Linked DNA regions of Homo sapiens: region 1 is linked to region 2. A link is an interaction called in ENCODE POLR2A ChIA-PET data of the cell type or tissue named here. Cell type or tissue: IMR-90. All regions are shown on one strand. Links, peaks and the distances in the headings refer to the core of each region. The heading gives the core; the rest is flanking DNA.

Region 1 (11,561 bases), core at 3,799-6,298, 190 kb before region 2:
CACCCATTATAGCTGAAATTAGCAATAGGCTTATTATTAAGCATGTCTTTCTAAAACTGATAGAGAGTGGCGTTGCAGCACATACATCCATTTACTCAGTTGAAGACTATGAAGCATGCTGTTGAGCTATAGAGCGTATTCAATGGTGCGCTCTGCTCTCAAGGAGCATACATTCTAAAACGGCAAATAAGTGATGTATGCAAATACTCATAACTATAAACTTAAAAATGCAAAAGGTTACAGAAGAGATAAAATTCCATGGGTTGTAGAAGAGCTAGAAGTGAATTCCTGCTGGAGAGCAGAAAAGGGAAGATGAAGGGAGGCTTGACAGTTGAGTAAAGGAAGAAGGCCAAAAGGATCAGTGAGTCAATCAGCACTTAGAGAGCATAGCATGCGGACAGGAAGAGAAAAAGAGGACAAGGAGAACAAACACATAGCTTGGTCTTCCTTACGTATAAGGTATTACAAAAGTAGAATTGTTGGACCCAGATTATAAGACCCTGAACTGAAGGCTAAAAGGTTTGAATTTTATTCCATAAAACTGGGAAGATTCTGGAAGTTCATGAGAATGGAAATAATAGCATCCAAACAGCCCTGTAGCAAGCTTGACCTGGCTACAGATTTGTAGGGTGGGTTGAAGAAAAGGGTTGATGATGAGAAAAAGACAGCAAGTAAGGGCTATCAGAGAAATCCAAGTGAAGCATGATATTAATCAAGAATGCAAAGTAACAGATAAGTGGCATTATGTAGAGATGTGAGGAAATAGTGGGGACTCAGTTAATATCTATTATATGAATGGATAATAAATAAATGAGGTCAGGCAGATGGAAATAAAATAAGGAACTATTTTTTTTCCTATTTCTGACTCAAGTTATTAGTGAAAAGCCTGCATCCAGTCTTCCCTCCAGAGTTTTATCTCCCTGCCTGACACCCTTAAAGGAAAGGCAGAAACAATAGCCCGTTATGAAAAGAGGAAAAGGACATCTTGGCTTTCCTATCAAAGAGCTTACTAGAAAAATTCTGAGCTGCTGTTCTTCCTGGGAGTTTTCTGTTGAATGGTACAAAGTTGAGGAACATGGCAGAGGACTGTGTCTTTATAGGTGCGCACACAGGGGTCTTTCAGTTACCTTACAAGGGATTTGAACTTGTTATTTTTCTTGTAGCCACAGATTACTCATTACTAGATAGGTATAAACTAGACCAAATTAAGAAATGAAAGAAGAAGATACAGAAATTGTTGGTTCTTTAGTTAGTACAGGACTTAATCCTGGATGCTTTTAAAATATGGAAAGGGAAACAGATATCTAAGGAAGAGAGGAAAGATGGATGTATAGAAAGAAAAAAAGCTAGGAAGGGGGGGAAGAGAGAGACAAGGAGAAAGGAAGAAAAGAAAGAAAGGAAAGAAAAAAGAATGAAGGATAGAAGGAATGAAGGGAGAAAAAAATAATGAAGAAAAAGAAGTAAAGAAGGAAGGAAAAAATAAGGTTTTTGGAAACTTCTCTGCTGGAAGATTTACATACATTTATCTCTAACCAATGAAATAAGCACTATAATTTTTTTTTATTTTCCACCTAAATCATTGGTATTACTATTACATCTCTCAAGCCTTCTTACAAAGCCACTCCTTTGGGCAGCAAGTCAATATTTACTAAAATAGCAGAGGACAATGTGAGAATATGGACTGTGTGGGAAAAGATTTTGATAAGACAATTTACGCTTCCTTTTCAATTCAACTGATATTGCTATGGGGGACTGCACTTTTAGCAGTCATTGTCAGATCCAGTTTCTATGGAAATTTTAAGCTGCTGCCATTGGATAAAGTCAATGATGCCATGGGAACAAGATCCTTGATAATGTCAAGTTTCTTCTTTGAAGGAGCGATTTGCTACTTTTTTTCTGAAATATGACAAAACCAGTGACAATTTAAAAATTCCTTCATATATGCACACCACATGAACAACTCACGCTAAAATTTTTCTCATAGCTGCTGTTAATAAGAGAATTATATATCCAAATAATAATATTTCAATTAACAGGACAAAGAATAACTTAAAAATCAATATGAGGCATAGACTGTCTTCATTTAAACTTAGCCATTTAAATCACACCTTATGTGTAGACGTGTTTTTTATGTGGACTGCTTTCTCCATTAAATATATGATATGTCCTAGCCGGGCAGAGAAATTCTCCCTGCTTCTCTATACTTTGTTACATCTATCTTGCCATTCACCCCACAGCCTACCTTCCACAGTGCTAAGAATCTCAGCTTCTTGCAGACATCTTAGCCTTCAGTTTACAACTAGCCACTGCTGAGAGGAGTTAGCAGCAGAAAGAAACTATGTGCGATGAAGGGTGGGGTGGGAAAAAGCACTCTCTTATTAAAATATTTGTTATGTAACTTCAACCAATACACGTCACCTACTGAGTAAAGGATATTGTTCATTCTGAGCAATTACTCAAATTGTTTCACAGTGTGTTCTATTTATTTGTATGAGCATGGTTAATATGCAAACTGGATCATCCCTTGGAAACCTGAAAGTGAATTTTGTGATAATACAAGGAATCCTAGGGTAATCATACCAGATGTCTTCTGCATGCCTTAATTTACAAATGCCAACAATAAAAAGGAGGAAGAAGGAGCCAGGAAGATTGGATGCAGTAGCCACCAAGGTAAGTGAAGTCCTGTCTCTTCTTCCAGTCCTGCTGCCTCCATTTTTCTTGGTAGGAGAGGTGTGTGTGTGTGTGTGTGTGTGTGTGTGTGTGTGTGTGTGTGTGTGTATCAGGGAGTTATATGAGAGACTAAAATGTGTGTTTTAAAACACTGCATGGCAAAATTTAACCTAAATGGAAAATTTACTGAGGGTTGATTTTCATTTGTTTGCTTTTGTTTTTGATTTGTTTCGTTTAATGGTGGGTGGGGAGGGTTAATGGAGATGACAGAAAAGCGAAATCCTTTCAAGCCATTTCTTAGTACAATGACTGCTTCTTTGACCACCACTCTTCCATTTCATAGAAGCAGATCTCAGCTCCTGTTTGATGAGATTTTTAAAAATTAAAAATAAGAGGCTGGGCATGATATCTCATGCCTGCAATCTCAGTACTTGGGGAGAGCAAAGCAGGAGGATTGCTTGAGCCCAGAAGTTCAAGATCAGCCTCGGTAACATAGTGAGACCCTATCTTTACAACAAAAAATAAAAGAAAGAAAAATATTAGCTGGGTGTGGTGGCACATGTACCTGTGGTCTCAGCTACTTGAGAGGCTGAGGCAGGGGGATTGCTTGAGGCTAGGAAGTTGAGGCTGCAGTGACCCATGATCATGCAACTGCACTCCAGCCTGGGTGACAGAGCACAGCCCTATCTAAAAACAAATAAAATTAAAATTAACATAATGTGTGGATTACTTACCTTTCTCCAGATATGACGCAAATGAAAAAAACAGATACAAATTAATGTTTCATGAACATAATGAGACTTCTTCTGTTTTACCTATTGGGTCCAGTGGATTCTTAGCTTCCTTCTCATTGATTTTTGTGATTATTTTGCTGCCTGCAGGTCCAAAGAATTGTGTTCCTGTTAGATGAATTGCCATTATCTCATTTTTTGATGTGAAGAAGCTCACGGGGATAGAATCCCTTTGAGTAATCTGTTGAAGTGTAGTGGGGTACCTTCTGTTATCTTCAGAACAGATTGGGCCCCAAAGGTGAATGTGCCATGCTGCCATGGGCCAGAGTGAGCTGTGCCAGTTTAGGCAGGGATTACTAACATAGGCAGACTGTAGGACTCAGATAGCCCAGGGAAAGTTATAAATCAATAATGATATTTGGATACAAATGCTGAGAGTCAGTTATACCTAGACTTCTCCACCAAGTGCTCTCACCGTTATTCAGAGGGAAATGGTCTTAAGTGACATTAATTCTGCTTATTCTCAGACCTATTTGGTTGACTCTGTCCTTTTAAAGTTTTGCATATCTGAGAGTTTTATTTTGAAATCTTTCTCAATGTTTGCAGGAATAACTATATTTTCACCTTGACAAAGTGGAATATGTGCCCGGGAACTTCCCTGATGCCAGGGTAGAAACAAACTGTTGCGTCTTTCCCAGCTCCCTTCATTCCCCTTGCCCCGAATGTATCCTCTTTGGATTTCATCTGTCTCCAAAGGCCATAAACAGTATGCAGAGTTCAGCTAAAAGATCCTTCTTGGCCAGATGCCACAGCTCATTCCTATAATCCCAGCACTTTGGGAGGCCAAGGCGGGCAGATCACTTGAGGTCAGGAGTTCGAGACCAGCCTGGCCAACATGGTGAAACCCTGTCACTATCAAAAATACAAAAATTAGCCAGGCGTGGTGGCAGGTGCCTATAATCCCAGCTGCTCGGGAGGCCGAGACAGGAGAATTGCTTGAACCCCGGAGGGGGAGGTTGCAGTGAGCCAAGATCGCACCACTGCACTCCAGCCTGGGCAATCAAGAGCAAAACTCCGTCTCAAAAAAAAAAAAAAAAAAAAAAGGCCGGGCGCGGTGGCTCACGCCTGTAATCCCAGCACTCTGGGAGGCAGAGGCGGGCGGATCACGAGGTCAGGAGATCGAGACCATCCCGGCTAAAACGGTGAAACCCCGTCTCTACTAAAAATACAAAAAATTAGCCGGGCGTAGTGGCGGGCGCCTGTAGTCCCAGCTACTTGGGAGGCTGAGGCAGGAGAATGGCGTGAACCCGGGAGGCGGAGCTTGCAGTGAGCCGAGATCGCGCCACTGCACTCCAGCCTGGGCGACAGAGCGAGACTCCATCTCAAAAAAAAAATAAATAAATAAAAATATCCTTTGCAATCCCTATATGAGACAAGGACAAATCTGAGTGAACAATAAGACCAGTAAACAATCCATTCCCAACTGCTGCCCTGAATTTAAACCATAGTATCTTGAGATGCTGCTTCATCAAACCTGCTTTGGCTTTGACATGAAAGCCTCCCTGGGTAGCAGTCTTGGGAGGATAAAAAGGCTAATCACACTGCACTTTCGGAAAGAAAAATGGGATCTCTATGTAGTGCTGGTCCATGTATCATCACTATTTTCAGGACAAGTGAAATGTCAAGGCTAAAATACCCTCCAGCTATCTATAAAATAATGTAAGCCAGATACACAGTCATGGCAGAGTTTTGAAATATTATTCAATTGGCTTTCCCCATCAGAAAAAAACCTAAAAATATATATTTTCTGCCTCACATTTATCAAAAAGGGTACTGAATTAAAAGTAAAAACATGGCAGTAGTCTGGTATCCTGTCAAATTTAATCTATGTGAAATAGTCCAATCTATCCCACAAAAAAAAAAATGCATTGTAGTAAAACTGGAAGGCTATTTCAGTGCAATGCTTGATTTTTCTTTAAGAGTACTTTGCTTTATATACTTGTGTATATAAAAGACAGTGTTTGGCTATTGCTAATCCTATATATTAACTCTTCTGTTCACAAAATGGAGAGCTGCTGGAGATTAACGATATTTTATTTCTTCTTTTTCCTATTTTAGGAAACTTTTAAAAGATCTACATTTACATGTAGTATATAAAATTTTGGACACACAAATGCATATATATATGGGGTGACCCACTTTTGACAAATTAATTGAAGCATAAATGTTAATGGTTAGGGCTGAAATAGGTGGTAGAAGTATGAATAATAGTTCCCTTTTTACATATAAGCCATGGTTAATGTTATCACATTTATTTTATTTTGTATTTTAATCACAGAAGAAAACATAGGCTTACTGCTGCCAATATACATTTTGAGCAGTGATAATGCTCTGTAAATTTGAAATCATTTTTTTCAATAAAAATTTAATTAATATGGCTACTTGATATTAATCACTTGTGTAGGTTTTAAGAACACACACACTTTTTCTCTCCATTGAACTCCTAATCTATTATGATTAGCATACTATTTTCAATGAAGACTTTCAAAAATAAAAAGTCTTACAGTTTTTAAGTTGTTTACAATGATTACAAATAGGCAGCACACAAAGATAAAATTTTGTTCCATCTCTGAATAATTTTTCTCTATATATTTTCATATATAAATAGAAAATGAAAGGAAAGAGACTCTCTCTTTTTATCGATTGTGGGAAAATAGTCCTGTAACGATGTTCACATGTCAATGATATTCATATCAATTCTATATTAACTGATCTGGTGCTAAAAAAAACAAAACTCTGCTTACCCACACAACTTAATTATCGTTTCAGCTTTCTTTCTTACTTAACTTTTGTTTTAGGCTTGGGGGTACTTGTGAAGCTTTATTACACAGGTAGACATGTCTCATGGGGGTTTGTTGTACATATTATTTCATCACCCAGGTATTAAGTCCAGTACCCAATAGTTATCTTTTCTGCTCCTCTCCCTTCTCCCAACTCCCTCCTCAAGTAGACCCTAGCATCTGCATTGTGGAAAGCAGTATGGTGATTTCTCAAACAGCTAAAAGCAGAACTACCATTGGACTCATCAAACTCATTACTGGGTATATACCCAGAAGAATATAAATCATTCTACCATGAAGATACATGCACATGAATGTTCATTACACCATTATTCACAATAGCAAAGACATAGAATCAACCTAAATGTCCATCGGTGACAGACTGGATAAAGAAATTGTGGTACATATACACCATGGAATACTATGTAGCCATAAAAAAGAACAAGATCGTGTCTTTTGCAAGAATATGGATGGAGCTGGAGGCCATTATCCTTAGCAAACTAAACCAAATACTGCATGTTCTCACTTATAAGTGGAAGCTAAATGATAAGAACTTATCATTTCAACTTTCAAAGATATGATATTAATGTCTCAGTTAGTAGGTCAAGCTTGCAATTCTAAGATTTGCTGAAGAGAAGGCAGATAATGGGAATGGGTTCCTATTCTTCCTTTTTTCTCTTCTCTGCTATGAGATCCCCACCTCCCCCTAGTGATCTGGAGCTAGTTAGTACTCAGGACCCTGACTTAGAAAATATAATGACTATTACTGTAAAACAAGAACAACATATTTTAACCAGTTGAAGCCTCTGAGAACAGTAAACATGTATTTTGCTCTGTGAAAACAAATATAACTTAGAGGGCAGGAAATAATCATGTAAATTAGGGTACCAAAATAAATTAACAAGATTCACTCGCTTTTCCACATTAGCCTGGAGAATGCCTTGCTCCAGAAGTAATAAATTTTCCACTTAAAAATAGAAATTCTTCAATCAAAAGAAATCTTAAAGATAATTTTATGTAATGCACACTTGCCTATGTTGTAATGAAATCAAAATCCAGAACGATTCATCTCAGAAATGGCAAAGCTCTCTTGTCCTTGATTGTGATACCTTTTCAGCAGATATTCTTAACATCTGAATAATATAGAAAGGCTTATTTATTATAAACCTGTTGAAACTTAAACTGCAAGACCTCTCACTGGAATAGGCAACTGGTAAGAAATGTCTAGCAATTTTGAACTATTGTATTTTTAAGATTTTATTAAAAATTACTCCTCCAAATTGTATAAGCTTCTGATTCCACCAAACCTCAATCCCCCTGTGATGATGTGGATATTGTATAGAGTTTCATATTGTTGTAACTTATCAACTCTTTATTGGGATTGACTAGAGTAACAAAGGTCTAGCCAATTAAAATAATCTAGACTGGATCATTACATACTTTCCTGTTTCAAACTGTCAATTTCCAGGCATTCTTTTATTACTTATGAATCACAGTTTCTTCCATTTTAATAAGAACTCATTTCTTACCACCACTCATTAAATAAAGCTAACTAATATCAAGGTAACTTCATAATTCACACTCACTTAAATAAAAAGTTTTAATTTGTTAGGTAAAAAATGTAGAAGATAAGATGAACCTATATTTCATGATAAAGAATTTGTCATAGTAATTTCATTATATTGAAACAAAACTTTGACTTACATACAAAGGAGAGGAATTCTAATGAAACTGACACTTCCTGTTTATTTAATTTTCTGTACTTTTGTTCACATAGAAGACGATTTAGGAGCCTTTCTCATAATGTAATTTTAAATACTGTTCTGTCCTCACTATGAAAATATTTCTCCCTCTCAACTACATATACTTAGCATTAAGTTTTAGTTACATGATTGATAGTACGAATAAATAATAAACACTTCAAAAGTTATCACATTATGGCAAGAGAGGAGCATAATATCAATAAAAACAAAAACAATAAGAAAAAGAATAAGGGTGAGCAGACCCTGATATAAATTTTTGAAACCATAAACTACAAATCCACAAATACAGAAGACTTCCTGACCATCTGAAGTAAATATATACGTATGTATATATATGCTTATGAATATAATAGATTATACTTAGTACTAGTTATTCATGACATTTTATAAAGAATTTTTACATAAGGAGATCGTTGAGCTTTTATTAAAGGAATTTATCTAACTCTTTGAGAGTTTAGAAAAATATAACATATTTAAGCAGTAAAAGCAAATTAAATCTAATTAGATAATATCAAGTTATTCATTTCAAGATCCTCTAGATGGCAGGATCCTAGAAAAAGACTGCACTTGGATGGAAAAAATAACATTTAGTAGAAAAAATCTGTTTGAAGTGGAAAAAATCTATGTTCAATTCCAAAATAAATCTAATACTGTCCTTGAGAAAAACTTAAATTTAATGGTCTGCAGTCACCCACTCCACGAGAAAAGTAGATTGGAAAAGATGACTTTTCAGGAACAAATTTCACAACACTATAATGTTGATTAATATATTAATAAATATTACTAGGATAGGAGGTAAGGGGCCCATGGCCATTTATATTAGGGAAATTTTATAACACCTTGAATCCCCTTCTTAAAGAATTTTATAAAAGAACAAGAAATTTTGCCATAAACAAATCTTGTTGCTTTTTCAAATCTAAGATTCTCTAACATTTTGACTCTTAATCTTGTTTTCTCTGAACAGCTGTTAACAGTAATATTCTGTCCACAAAATTCAAGTAAACAGAAATGGAGAAGATCAAGTGTTCCTCTAAGCTTCACACAGAAGGTTCTCTATAAATATTTATTTCATGAATAAATCAAAGCCAGATGTTATAAGCTAACTTGAACATTGTGAGACTTGATTTCATTTATATACTGTTTTCTGTAGGTGGTGTCTTTGTCTTGTCTGTTTTGTGTTGGTATAACAAAATACCTGATGCTGAATAATTTGTGAAGAAAAGAGGTTTGTTTAGCTTGTGATTCTGGTGTCTGGAAAGTCCAAAAGCATGGCACCAGCATCTGCTTGGCTTCTGGTGAAGGTCTTTCTGCTGCCATCCCAGAAGGTCAAACGGGAAGCAGACAAGTGCAAAGAGACAAAACACGAGGAGTGTCCTTGCTTTATTACAACCCACTCTCATAGGAACTAATAGATTCCCACGAAAACTAATCCAATCTTGTGAGAGGGAGAACCCACTACTATAAGAATGATACCAAGCAGCCCAGGAAAGCAGAGCCCCCTAATCCAAACACCTCCCACTAGACCTCACTTTGTAAGGGTTCTACTTCCCAAATTTGCCACACTAGGAATTAAGTTTCCAACATGAGTTTTGGAGGGAACGCTCAAACAATAGCAGCTGGCAGTGTGATGACATGGATACATTAATTTTTGTATTATTTGACCAAGGAGTGATATTGAACTCTTATCCCATTTGTAATAAATATTTAAACTCAATGCTAATTATGTATTCTGAAGGTAATATTAACTAAGACAATGCTAAATCTTTCTAAAACCATGAATATTTTAGCTAAAATGCGAAGACTTACACCAGTTCTAAAATGACGGATTGTCTAATCCTACTGTCAAATATTTGAAATCTCTCCAAGCAATTAATGAATAATTCTAACAGGTATATATTTTTATTTTTGAACCAAATTCAAAGTTAGTATGAATTTTTATCTTAGGATCTAGAGTTGACATTTCAAATTTTCTGAAGAATTTGAATTTTTCTAAGAATAAATTATAGTTGTACTGGACTCTATTAAATATAAACAACACATTTTCTCAGACTCTTGGTCATGATTTTGATCTATTTAACATAAAGAGAGCAAGAGAGTGAGACAAATTGTCAGTTTTGTGAATTCTGCTATTGACATTAAACAAATGCTCTTAAATGCTGTGGAATTGACAGTTTTGTATTAGAGTCAAAATGTGATAATGAAAATGTAGTGTTATAACATTTATTTGTAAGCAGCTCAAATCTCAGGCTTTTTTATTTTAAAATTATTTTTCTTTTTAATTAACTCAATAATTGTACATATTTATGAGGTACATTGTGATGTTTTGATAGACATATATGTTGTGTGATGATCAAATCAGGGCAGTTAGTATATCCAACACCACAAATATTTATCATTTATTTGTGGTGGCAACATTCAAAATCTTCTCTTCTAGCTGTCTTCAAACACACACAAGGCATTATTGTTAACTATGGTCACCCTACTGTGCAACAAAACACCAGAATTTATTCTTCCTTTCCAACTGTAACTTTGTATTACACATTAACCAACGTTTCTGCTTTACTCCTCTTTCCTTCCCTTCCCAGTCTGTGGTAACCATTGTTTTATACACTACTTTTATGAGATCAACTATTTTAGATTACACATGAGTGAGATCCTATGGTATTTGTCTTTCTGTGTCTGGTTTATCTCACTTAACATAATATCCTACTGGCTCATCCATGTTGCTATAAATTAGAGAATTTTATTTTTTATGGCTGAATAGTATTCCATTGTGTATATATACATTTCTTTTGTCCATTCATGCATTGCATTTTTATTTTTTAATGGATTATCTTAACATTCCATAAGTCAGAACTTTTTGGTTGATAAGAGAATGAAGCTTAGGAAGTTTATATTAGATCAATACTGGGTAAATAAAGCAACCACCTTTTTAATAAATCAAAAGGCAGCAATAAAAATTGAACTTTATGTGTTAAAATAGAGGCTTTAGAATGGTACATTTAACTTACACTATGATATATATTTTATGGTTAATATATGAGCTTTGAAATATAAAATTTAAAATTAGTAGCCCTCCTAATTATAAATGATCTAAATTTTTTCTATATGAAACATTATATTTTCCTAAAGTTCAATTGGGTATAAATTTTACTTTTCTCATGTACTTTTCCAAAACACAATATTTTATGGTTTATACATGGATACATTTTCCAAGTAATAGGCATACATCCCATGAGAACTAGGCCCTTTGAGCTTTAGAGAAATAACTGAAGCATGTACTATATCCAATAAATGAGAATAGCTACCATTTAATGAGAGCTAACGATACACTAGGTACTGAGATTAGGTACTGTTTTATTATCATCCCTGTTGTACAGTTGAGGAAAGATATTTAGTAAGATAAAATAACTTCCAATTTTAAAAGCCAGTGAATGCCAGAGAACCACATTTTCTTTTTTTTTTTTTTTTTTTTTTGAGATGGAGCTTGCTCTGTCACCAAGACTGGAGTGCAGTGGTGTCATCCTGGCTCACTGCAACCTCTGCCTCCCAGGTTC
Region 2 (11,561 bases), core at 3,060-5,559:
GCTAATTAAACTCAGCCAATGAAATGCTATAATTTTTTAAAATTAAAATGATGAATATGTCCTCACATAAGTCAATACTCATTCCTTCACCCCTCCCAACTGTTGTTATTTTTAACTTTAAAAGTTAACATTGTATATTTAACAGAACACTGATTTTCCTCAATATGCTGTTTTTTAATTATAAAGAAAGCTTATTTTACTGGATGTTGATTAAGAAAATTTATCTTCTGGAAACTTTCATGAAAGTAAGCAAACTTTGTTTTACCACTGTCAGGTTCATTAAGATAATTTACAAACAATAAATTTAACACTTTTTTAGTATATAATTCTATGAATTTTGACAAACACATACAAATAAAAAAATAGTGTATTTTCATCACTCTAAAAAGTTTTCTTGTGCCACATTATAGTCAAATCTCCTCCCATAATGCTAGCCCTTGGCACCCACTAATCTTATTTATTTCCCTGCCTTTTTTAGAATGGAATATAAATAAAATCACATAATATGATTATATGATTCATTATTTGCATAATGCATTTCAGAGTCTTCACGCTGTTGAATATAGCATTTTCTTATTAGCCTAGTATGAATACACCACAATTTATTTGTTTATTCATTTGAGCATGCTAAGACTTTTTAAGAGAAAAAAAAGATGCTCTTAATATAAATGTGTATTATGTCACTCTGATTAGCAGTATTTTTTTCTCTTCCTGATTACATTTTCTGCCTTTCAAATTATCTTTATTAATATATTTTTTAAAATCAGATCATTGTTTATAATTTCTTAAAGAAAGGAGGCTATATTTTTAAATTTCATTAAAAGAATAAATTTTACAAAACCTTAACAAAATCCATGGAATAAAAATGTTAATTCTAAAAGTGTTAAAAGCAGAGACCACAATTTAAAAACTGTAATAAAGAAAATTTTATAAGATTCTACATAACTCATTTGAAGAAAGTATATCAAATAATAATTTAATTAAAATTATTTTTAAAAAAGAATTAAGGGCTAATTTTATATGTAGTGCTTTATAATATACAAAGAGTAGTTTTCATAAATTATTTCAGGTAACCAGAATGACAGATGTCAATACAGTGTTTTGGCAATCAAAAATTATGCCATTTTTATCTTTTAATTTATTAGTCATAATGATAGTAAAAACAGAGTTTTAATTTTCACCACTGCTGTCTGGAAAGTTAACTTTAACCTTCTGTGGCAAAGAGAAAAGTATGACATCTGAAAGCAATCTAATGAAAATGACACAGGATGAATTTTTTAAAAAACTTATAAATAGGAGAAATAGTGTCGTTTTATCCAATATTACCAAAATATATGAGAAGAAAGTAGCTTTTACTTAGATTCTATAAAAGCTCTTCATGCATTTTTATATAAAATTTCACTTGAAATATTTTTTTTATTTGAATATCAAAATCAAAGAAAATGATAAACAGTAATAAATCAAGCAGGAGTGTATGTCACACTAGCAATACTTCACCCAGAACTCTTGAAATTATGGAAAGAACTTTCTGATAGATGAAAAATAATTTTATCCAATATAAAAATGAAGTAAACAACTTGTTAATTAATTATAAAGTCAGAGCATATCTATGGGAAAGAAAATTGCAAAGGATTTTTTAATAAAAAAGGAATCATTTTAACAATTCTTCTGCATTCTTTTTTGTTTCAAATTTTGTGCAGAGGTCACTCTATTTCTTATGGTGTATTGTCCTATTACCTAACAAGTGCATATTCCAATTCACCAGGAAATTCTCCCAGCCAGTTTTCAGGTGCCATTCAACTCAATGTACATGGTATCTTTTTCATATCTCCAAAGCTTTACTTTTATTTCAGTGAAGTAACTTGGCTAATAAAACAGTGTTTGGAAAGTTGATCCAGACATAATAAAAAGATGGTTTCCCCAGAATAAAAGAGGTTTATATATTTACAGACTTCACACTAAAGCAAAGCCACATGTGAACCAATAATGCCAAGGAAACTTACGATGAGAGAGAGAGAGAAATATGAAAGTTTGCTGGTATAAAGTCAGAAATATTAGAGAACAAGTTTTATTCTCTTTACTCATTGCTATACCCAAAACTAAGGGGGGAAAAAAACAGCTTTCCAAACACATGGACATATCAAGATACTGTCAGGAGTTCATTCGAAGTCCTGTTAGTTAAAAAAAGGGATCCTGGGTATTTATAAAGTATAGTAAAAAAGGGTATAAGGGAAAATCTACAGGGACACTTCATTTCTGTTCCAGCCATCTTCATTCAGGGGAAAATGTGACAAGTGATAGAAAAGAGTGGAGGGTATTGTGCTTGATTAATTCATTAATTTTCAGTGTAACGGTAATGAAATCAAAATGTCAGCTCCTCCCTTATTGAATCAGTTTATGTTTCTAAGAGAAATTCCCCTTTTGTGGCCACAGACAGTTTGTTTTGGTCATAATCTTCCATAAAAATATCCTTTGATGTTGTGCATGTCCTAATCGGCAAGAGTACTAATAGATTACACAAGGTCACAATAGATTAAACATTGTTCCTTAAGAACAACTCAAACAGACAGACAGGATTTTGCTAAGAATTCATTTGCAGAGCAAAGCAGACACATCTCAGATTTATCTATGGGTAGGAAACATTGTCCAAAAAAATGTTCAAGGTGGTCTCAGAATCTGAGTCCCATGTATATGCAGTAAAAAATTTTCAGAGCAACTAGTGTAAGTCTGTTGAAATAGTTTTGTGACACTTCCCAGAGGGCTTCTGCTGCTTTCTACACGAGAATAGCCTGGGTATATTCACTTGCCCAATTATATTTATATGATACATGGCGCTAGAAGTTGGGAATACAACAGTAAAGGGAACAGACAAATTTCATTCTCTACTGGAACTCACAAAAAATGTAAGACATGAAAAATCCTATAAAGGAAATGAAATAATGTCATAATGAGTGTTGTATGTTTGAAGAGGAAGTTGAATTGTTTAGCCAAAGAAGGTGTGACATTTGAACTGCAACCTGAACAATGAATGAAAAAGTGTCAGCCATGAGAACCCAAAGGACATTTCAAGTAGAGGAAAGAGCAAGTGCATCATTGCCATGTGACTTTACCTCTCAGGACCGCATTTCTTAGTCTATGAGGAAAGATGACAATGCTTGTCTTGTGGGTTATCATAAAGACTTACAGAAAATCAGCCTAGCACACACCATAATGAGGGCTCCACACCCCCTTGTCATGACCATTATCTGAGTTGCCATCTCCTTCCCTCTGATGAGAAACCCCTCCCTCCCTAACACTCACTCCAAGAGTCAGTGTTGCATATCTTACTAACAGTTGGGGGTGGGGGATGATATGGATACTTTTTAAAGACAAGCAAAATTTTCAGAGAAAAACTATTACAGAAATAAGGTATGCATTCCACATATGTTATAAAGGAGGTGTTTCATATTTTTAAATAAAAGAAAAGAGGGTAACTGAGCCTACAAATTTGAGGTAACTACCCTGAGCAGGAGTCCTCTAAAGGAGCATATGAACAGCCTCAGATAGAAAGGACAGGCCTTGCCTCCAGAATGTCATCTGCCTCAAGACAAATCCCAATTTGTTTCCAGCTCAGTTCCTCCCCAAATGATCACCACACAACCTTATTAGGTAAAAAAGACCACCTCTCATATGTGTTTCCTTCCCAATAAAACTGCATCTTTTTTTTCTATGTGGGAGCTCCCCATACCTTTTTAAGTGACATGCTACAAAGTGACAAGATCGAGAAGAATCAAGGAAGAAGGCCAATCCACAGGATCCTTCTAGAGAAAGTGAAGGGCCATTTCCTTCCAAGCTTTCTTCCTTCCTAGTTCTCCTCTTAGGCTGCCACAGACAGTCTGGACTACACTGAAACTGTTGAGATCTAAATAGGCAACTTCATAACCAACACAATGCTGGGTTCTGACCCGGCAGGTAAGCAAGATAAAATATAAAAATGGGGAAAAGGAACAGGTAAGGATGCCAGGTATTAGCATTTAGAATGCCTTTAATAAAGAACCTGAACAATCTAGTAGGATCCAATAAAAACTGTAGACTAACTATTAAGTAAATTGCCAAAAGATACATCTTCCCCTAGAAAAAGTAAGTGTGCTGCAAGCATGATTATGTAGACCTTGAAAGAACAGCTGGAACTAAGTACATTAAAATAACACTGAACAAAATATGGGTTTTGGAAGTACTAAATGAAAAACTGTTTTCATTTTGATTTAATCTGTATTTTTAAAATAGTATATTAACAAAGATGACAAAAAGGTTTGAAGTTTTTTCTTCAGTAGGATATATACAAACTCCTATAAAAGAACCAAAAATACATGATATTCTTATAAAATCTTAGCTAATTACTGTCGGTTTGAAAGATATGTTTATTTAATTCCAGTTGGACTTCTGGTTTACTCACTTGGTGATTTCCAGGAAAAGACAACTTACGACATTAACAAGGGACAGGCCTCTGTTTCCCAAGAACTGTTGAGCAATATCAGTGACTCATTTTGGGGAATAAACAAAAAGACTAAGAAAAAGAAAAGCTATTTCACAACTATAAATACACACTACAGTTACAGAGCTTTTTCCCATAGAAGCCTATACAGAAAATTGTAAAAAAAAAAAGAAAATGGTTGTGCAGAAAATAAACATAGAGGAAAGCAGTAAAAGAGAGTCAAGTAATTTTAAAATTAAAAACACTTTGCTTTCAAAGAAAGTAAAGAGTATATAAGAATTATTGCTTTGTTGTTGCTTTGTGCTTTTCCTTTTAACCACCTGGCCTTTTTTCCGAGTGTCAAAAAATGGCCAGTAGTATCACTTACCACACTGATTTAGCCTAAGTACTATTACTTGAAACACTCAATTCTTAGCAGTAACAGAATGATCTTTTTATATTTCATTAGGTTTGCATCTGCATCAAAAATTATTCCAGGTGCAGTGGTTAACACATATAATCCCAGCACTTTGGAAGGCCAAGGCAGGAGGATCACTTGAGGGCAAGAGATACAGATCAGCCCTGGCAATACAGTGAGACTCCAACTTTCCAAAAAAAAAAAAAAATATATAGCTTCTGGTGGTGGCACACACCTGTAATCCCAGCTGTGTAGGAGGCTGAGGTGGGAGGATTCCTTGAGCCCAGGAGGTCGAGGTTGCAGGAAGCCATGATCATGCCACTGCACTCCAGCCTGGGTGACACAGAGAGAGACACTGCCATTAAAAAAATGAAATTATACACTTACTGTAGTCTTCTAGTACAATGTACTATATTTGAACTGAGTGGTTCAAAGATATTTTCCTGACACAATGATAAATTTTAGGCAAAAAATATTATTTTGAAATTTTATGTTTTTAATTTTGAAATAACAGCAAACCTACAAAAAAATTACAAGTATAGTTCAAGTGACTTCCATATTCTCTTTACACAGAGTGCCCAATTATTAATGTTTTACCACATTTGTTTCATTACCCTCTCATTCTTTCTTTCTATATACATAGTCCTTTTTCTAACAGAATGCCCTATCACCTCTAAATACTCCAGTGTGTAGTCTAAAAGCAAGGACACCCCTATACTATATCAACATATATCCTTCCCCTTTAGTAAATTAGCATAACACTACTATCCAGCTCACTACTATCCACTCAAACTTTGCCAAGTTCCCTAACAATATCATTTTGACCTTTTTGGTCCAGTAAACCATCCAAGAATATACACTGCATATAGCTGTCATGTCTCATCAGACTCCTTCAAGCTTGTTAGCCCTCTCCTACTTCTCCTGTCCTTGGACAGTCTTAAAGAGTATAGGCCCTGCATGCTCTCATAGACCCTCATACATATGACCCTCAACATATGTCTGTCTGATGTTTCCACATGACCAGACTCAGCCCACGCATTCTTGGCATTGCATCAGGAGGCACACTATGACAATGGTGGTCATAGTGTGACCATAGTCATAGTGTGACCACCACACAACTCTGAGTATATGGTAAAGCTGGTAACTGCCACGTTTTCTCTTTAGAAACCCAGGAGGGGATTTTACCAATTGGAGAAAGGATAGGCAGAAGAACAATGAGTGAAAACAAGCATACTCTAAGACTGAGCCTGGGAGAGACTGAAGCAGCAAAGACCCTGAGTCCACTCCCATGTAGCACCTAGGGAGACAGAAGGCAGGAGATCTGTGATGCACAGATTTGAAGTGATCAGATGTGATGTCTCTGACTTCTAGCACGATGTTTTAGGAAAACAGAGAGTTGTATGCTAAGCATCTGAATTCTTGGTCACCACATATTCTAAGGCACCAAGTATATGAAAGAAAAAAATAAGTGTATGAAATCAAGGCTTCTTTAAGCTTGGTCTTTGAGTGTCCTGTTAGTTACTAGCATAAATAAGAGAGAACAGAATAAAGGGCCTGCTTGGTGCGTTAAAGCTATGTAAGGAGGCCGTAACAATGACTAAAATTGAATTTTCTAGCAGACAGGTGGGATGGATGTCCAAAGCATACTGAATTTGATTTAAAAGAAATATGACATTTCTACTAACCTGCTTCATTCTCAACCAATCAGATAAAGGGATTAGAAATGGCAAGCTACAATTACAGTCTAATTAATAATTCTCATTATGAATTGACAGTAATATCACTTATATGTACATGTATAGTTCTTTGAATGTTCTTGGCAGACATGCATAATATATTAATGCACATTTTTTATGTCTCTTGATTAATATCCCAGAATATACTAGACATGCTTTAAAAATCAGGAACAGAAACAAAAAGTACAGAGGAAATTGATAACATAGTTTTTTTAAAGGAGATTCAAATATTCTAGTCTCAAATCTCAGGTTATGGTATAATGAAATTTCTATACATATTGTATGAATATTTATGCATAGGTATTGAAATAGTTGACCTCTAAAGTCCTTGACCATTCTAAGAGTCTATGATTCCTTTTTTATTTTGGGTCCAGAAACTGAGTAGAAAAACAATTCATCTAGTTTGGAATCTATTTCAAGGAAAAGAAACCAGTGTCTAAGAAATACATTAATGCAGGTGATAAAAATAGAAGAAAATTATAAAGTAGTCAGTTGTAAATGTGTAGCTACATGACTGACAATGAGAGATGCTTTAACCTCTAATTTATTTAAAGCAGAAATGGTTACTATGATCCAGCTACAATTTAATTGCAATATTGCTACATGGCCTTGCACTCATTATTATCATTCAGCTATAATTTCTCTCACTCCTGGTTGCAGACACAGTTGGTCTCCCACCCACATCCCTTTGACTGTACCATTTCAACTCAAGCTGGTCTGACTTCTAAATACCAGCTTCTGCATCTCTTTATCCAACATCACCCTGCTATGATCTAAGTCTTTCTTATGTATAAAGGGCATCTGGGAAATCTCTATGTACACTGTCTTGGTTTACATTCACCCAAAACCAAATCCTGAGACAGGATCTGAATGAATTTTGTTTTTGTTTTTGTTTGGGTGGTGAGTGATCCCAGGAAGCATGGTGAGGGAGGATAATGAAACAGAAAAGGAAGAACATATAATACAGGATATATAAAACATTAGTGAGCAGTTAGTTGATGGACAACTGTGGCCAATCCTTTTGGGAATCATTCAAGTGACTATGTACTTAAACAAAGCTCAGAATTGCCTCTTAAGAGGTTAGATACCTACAGTATTCATCTACAAACTCCTGTCCTTCATTTTTTGAAGGTCACTTTGTAAGTTAATTCATCAGCATTTCTGGCCACCTTCCTGTGCTGGAAAAACAATCTGGCCAAAGAACCCAGGCTGACAGACTCAGTTTCTTGAGATAGGAAGCACATGCAGTTAGTTTATAGGGCAACAGTCCACTAGAGCCATTGGTGATCTCTCGTATGGACAAAGGATACTTGACTAAGCATCATTCTCAGCAAACTAACACCAGAATGGAAAACCAAACACCGCATGTTCTCACTCATAAGTGGGAGTTGAACAATGAGAACACATGGAGACAGGGAGGGGAACATCACACAACAGGGTCTGTCGGGGTGTGGGGGGGCTAGGGAAGGGATAGCATTAGGAGAAATACCTAAGGTAGATGACGGGTTGATGGGTGCAACAAACCATCACGGCATGTGTATACCTATGGAAGAAACCTGCGCGTTCTGCACACGTACCCCAGAACTTAAAGTATAATTTAAAAAGAAAAAAATGAGAGTATCTGCTAAGAATATATTACTTCTAATATTAAATTTTAAGATGTATTTATTATGTACCTTACTAATCACAATTTATTTCTCTTCGCAAAGCAACTGAGAAGCTCACCCTGTCTTTGTCTGCAACATCTACAGCTATTGTATAGGGAAAATATTAAGTAAACTTGATTGGGAATTTAAAGGTCCATGCCTATGCTATCCAGGGAAAAAAGTAGAAGAAAATGAGCACCCTATTTTATACAGTAGGTTGGACTACATAGAAATAGAAGCCAATAACTGAAATATTATAATCTGTTAATTACTCAACATGTTTTTATTCTCATGAAATTCAGTTCTCATAAATTGCACATAGGACTGAATGTGAGATTACCTCATGCTGAGGCAAAGAACCTTCAATAAATAAACATCCCTAAGTTTTTGTGCCATCTGGTCTATTTTAATGAGATAAAAGGATATGTTTTGGAAAATAGATTTTAAGGGTTTTTATAACAATTTTACAGTTAAAGCCCTATGATTTAAAATACCATATATTTACAATATTCTGTATATTCTTCCAGTTTCTATTTAAAGTTGTTTTATAATTTAAGCACAGTAAAATTCACCCTTTTTAGTGTATAGTGCTATGAGCTCTGACAAAAACAGTCATATGAACACTACCAGAATCAAATATAAAATATTTCTATCTCCCTCTTTAAACTGTTAAAATTTTCGCAATCACTTTTATTATTAAACACAATCATAGTTAAGACAAGTAAGCCCTTGACCACTTATTCCAGTCCCTCTTCCTCTCCACAAAGAATCACTATTCTGTTTGGGATATTACCTTCATGAGCTTTTTCTGCATGTGTGCAATTATTCTAGTTCCTATCAGTGACTAATATAAATTTATATATACATAAAGAGATTAACACTGAAGCTGTGGATACTTGCTATGTTAAAGATTATGTTTATATGTTTTAACATTATTTTGGACACATTATTTTATGTGACATCTCTATTTTTATCTTTTAAAATATATATACTATGATTGAGGAATTGTATTGATGTTCTAGTGTGGTTATTTCTTTTTATTTTTTCCATTATCATGAGCATTCATTATTATAATAACCTTGTAAGGGGATTTTTAATAAACTCTGAGTAATATACAATATGGAATAGGGATATAATTACTGAAATTAATAATAGGAATATAATTTCACAATTTACAAAACATTTGAAACCACTATATTTAAGTTGGTACAATTACTTTTGCACCAACCTACTATTATTTGTGATTATAAAAGAGATGCTTACTACACTAAAAAGGGCAACAAAAAAGTTACTGAAAAATCACTTTGTGGTAAAGTTTTAAATGTATATAACAATAAGAAAAATGTGTTTCCTCCTTCTTTCTCCAACATAACACTTAAAGGCACCAATATGCTTATTTTATATATATATATATACACACACACACACACACACACAAAATACATATGTGTATAAAAATCTTATTTACAAGCTTAAAATACATATGCTTATATATTTTTGTACATATTTATATATGCTTATTTCCATATAAGTATATTTTGTATTTAATCATAAAGATAAACATATGTACACATTTATTTCTGGTTAGTTTTCTATCAAAACAATGAAATTGTACATATTGCTTTGTTACAAATAAAGCATATATCACAAACTATCTTTACAAGTAAGCACATACTCATATATATCACTATATTTCACATGTGTAAAGCATTCAATTTTATAAATCAACTACTCCCAAAAGCTGATGCTAATAATGAATAAATATTTTTTGCACATTTGACAAATATAAAAAAAAAACTATTGTTTAAATTTGCATTTTAAATGTTTATTTTTATCATGGTTATTAGTCATTACATTTCTTCTCTAAATTGTTGGTTCATTACATTTTGCCTATTTTATTTTCTAGGCTGCTGGTTTTCTTGCATATTTTGTTTTACTGTATCTTTTTTATATAGTGAGAGTATTAAGCCTTTTTCTTTTCAGTTAGGTTTTAAATATTTTTAATTTTCCCTTCTAACTTTGTTAATGGTGTCTTTAACCATATAAATTTAAAAATATTTATAAGATCAACTCTGTCAATCTTATTCTTTATGGTTTCTGAGGTTTATGTTACAGGTAGAAAGGCTTTCCATACAATAATATTTATAGATTCTGTTTTGTTTCAACTTTAAAAAATTTATTTAATATTTTTGAGAATATAAAATACGGACAAAGTTTCTCTTTATTCAAATAGATGGCTAATTATATCAGTCCAATAACTGAAAAATAATGTGACCTGATGGTATAAAATACCTTATTAATGCTACCCTAAATTAATCCTCTATATCTCATTCCATTTTTACAAAATAGTTATATAATGTCTCGTATTAAAATGGCATGATGCTAAAACAAAAATTTAGAGTTGAAACACCTTCAATATTTGTGTTTGTGTCACTTTAAGAAAGTAACTTAGATCATTGAGGGGTGGAGCCACGATGGCTGAATAGGAAGAGCTCCAGTCTACAACTCCCAGCATGAGCAACGCAGAAGACGGGTGATTTCTGCATTTCCATGTGAGGTACCGGGTTCATCTCACTAGGGAGTGCCAGACAGTGGGTGCAGGACAGTGGGTGCAGCGCACTGTGCGCAAGAAGAAGCAGGGTGAAGAACTGCCTCACTTGGGAAGCTCAAGGGGTCAGGGAGTTCCCTTTCCTAGTCAAAGAAAGGGATGACAGATGGCACCTAGAAAATCCAGACACTCCCAGCCTAATACTGCGCTTTTCCGACGGGCTTAAAAAATGGCGCTCCAGGAGATTATATCCCACACATGGCTTGGAGGGTCCTACGCCCACAGAGTCTCACTGATTGCTAGCACAGCAGTCTGAAATCAAATTGCAAGGCAGCAGTGAGGCTGGGGGAGGGGTGCCTGCCATTGCGCAGGCTTGATTAGGTAAACAAAGCAGCCAGGAAGCTCAAACTGGGTGGAGCTCACCACAGCTCAAGGAGGCCTGCCTGCCTCTGTAGGCTCCACATCTGGGGGCAGGGCACAGACAAATAAAAAGACAGCAGTAACCTCTGCAGACTTAAATGTCCCTGTCTGACAGCTTTGAAGAGAGTAGTGGTTTATCCAGCACGCAGCTGGAGATATGAGAACAGGAAGACTGCCTCAAGTGGGTCCCTGACTCCCCAGCAGCCTAACTGGGAGGCACCCCCCAGTAGGGGCAGACTGACACCTCTCAAGGCCGGGTACTCCTCTGAGACAAAACTTCCAGAGGAACGATCAGGCAGTAGCATTTGCAGGTCACCAAAATCCGCTGCTCTACAGCCAC

Evidence for each region. ChIA-PET counts read pairs that join two places held together with the same protein. Peaks named below come from ENCODE experiments on the same cell type or tissue, not always from the same donor. Only the 100,000 strongest peaks of a DNase experiment are listed, where the experiment ranks them.
Region 1: POLR2A ChIA-PET joins it to region 2 with 5 read pairs; 3 of 35 experiments call an interaction of 5 or more read pairs at or near these places.

Annotation. Positions count from the first base shown.
Region 1 is chr5:120,324,365-120,335,925 of GRCh38, reverse strand. No RefSeq gene overlaps it. Among named protein-coding and RNA genes, the nearest start is that of PRR16, 130 kb to the left of the region's middle. In IMR-90, for the core only: no CTCF peak of the experiment used is centred there; no DNase peak of the experiment used is centred there.
Region 2 is chr5:120,132,181-120,143,741 of GRCh38, reverse strand. No RefSeq gene overlaps it. Among named protein-coding and RNA genes, the nearest start is that of PRR16, 330 kb to the left of the region's middle. In IMR-90, for the core only: no CTCF peak of the experiment used is centred there; a DNase peak (open chromatin) is centred at 4,501; H3K27ac peaks cover 1,511 bases.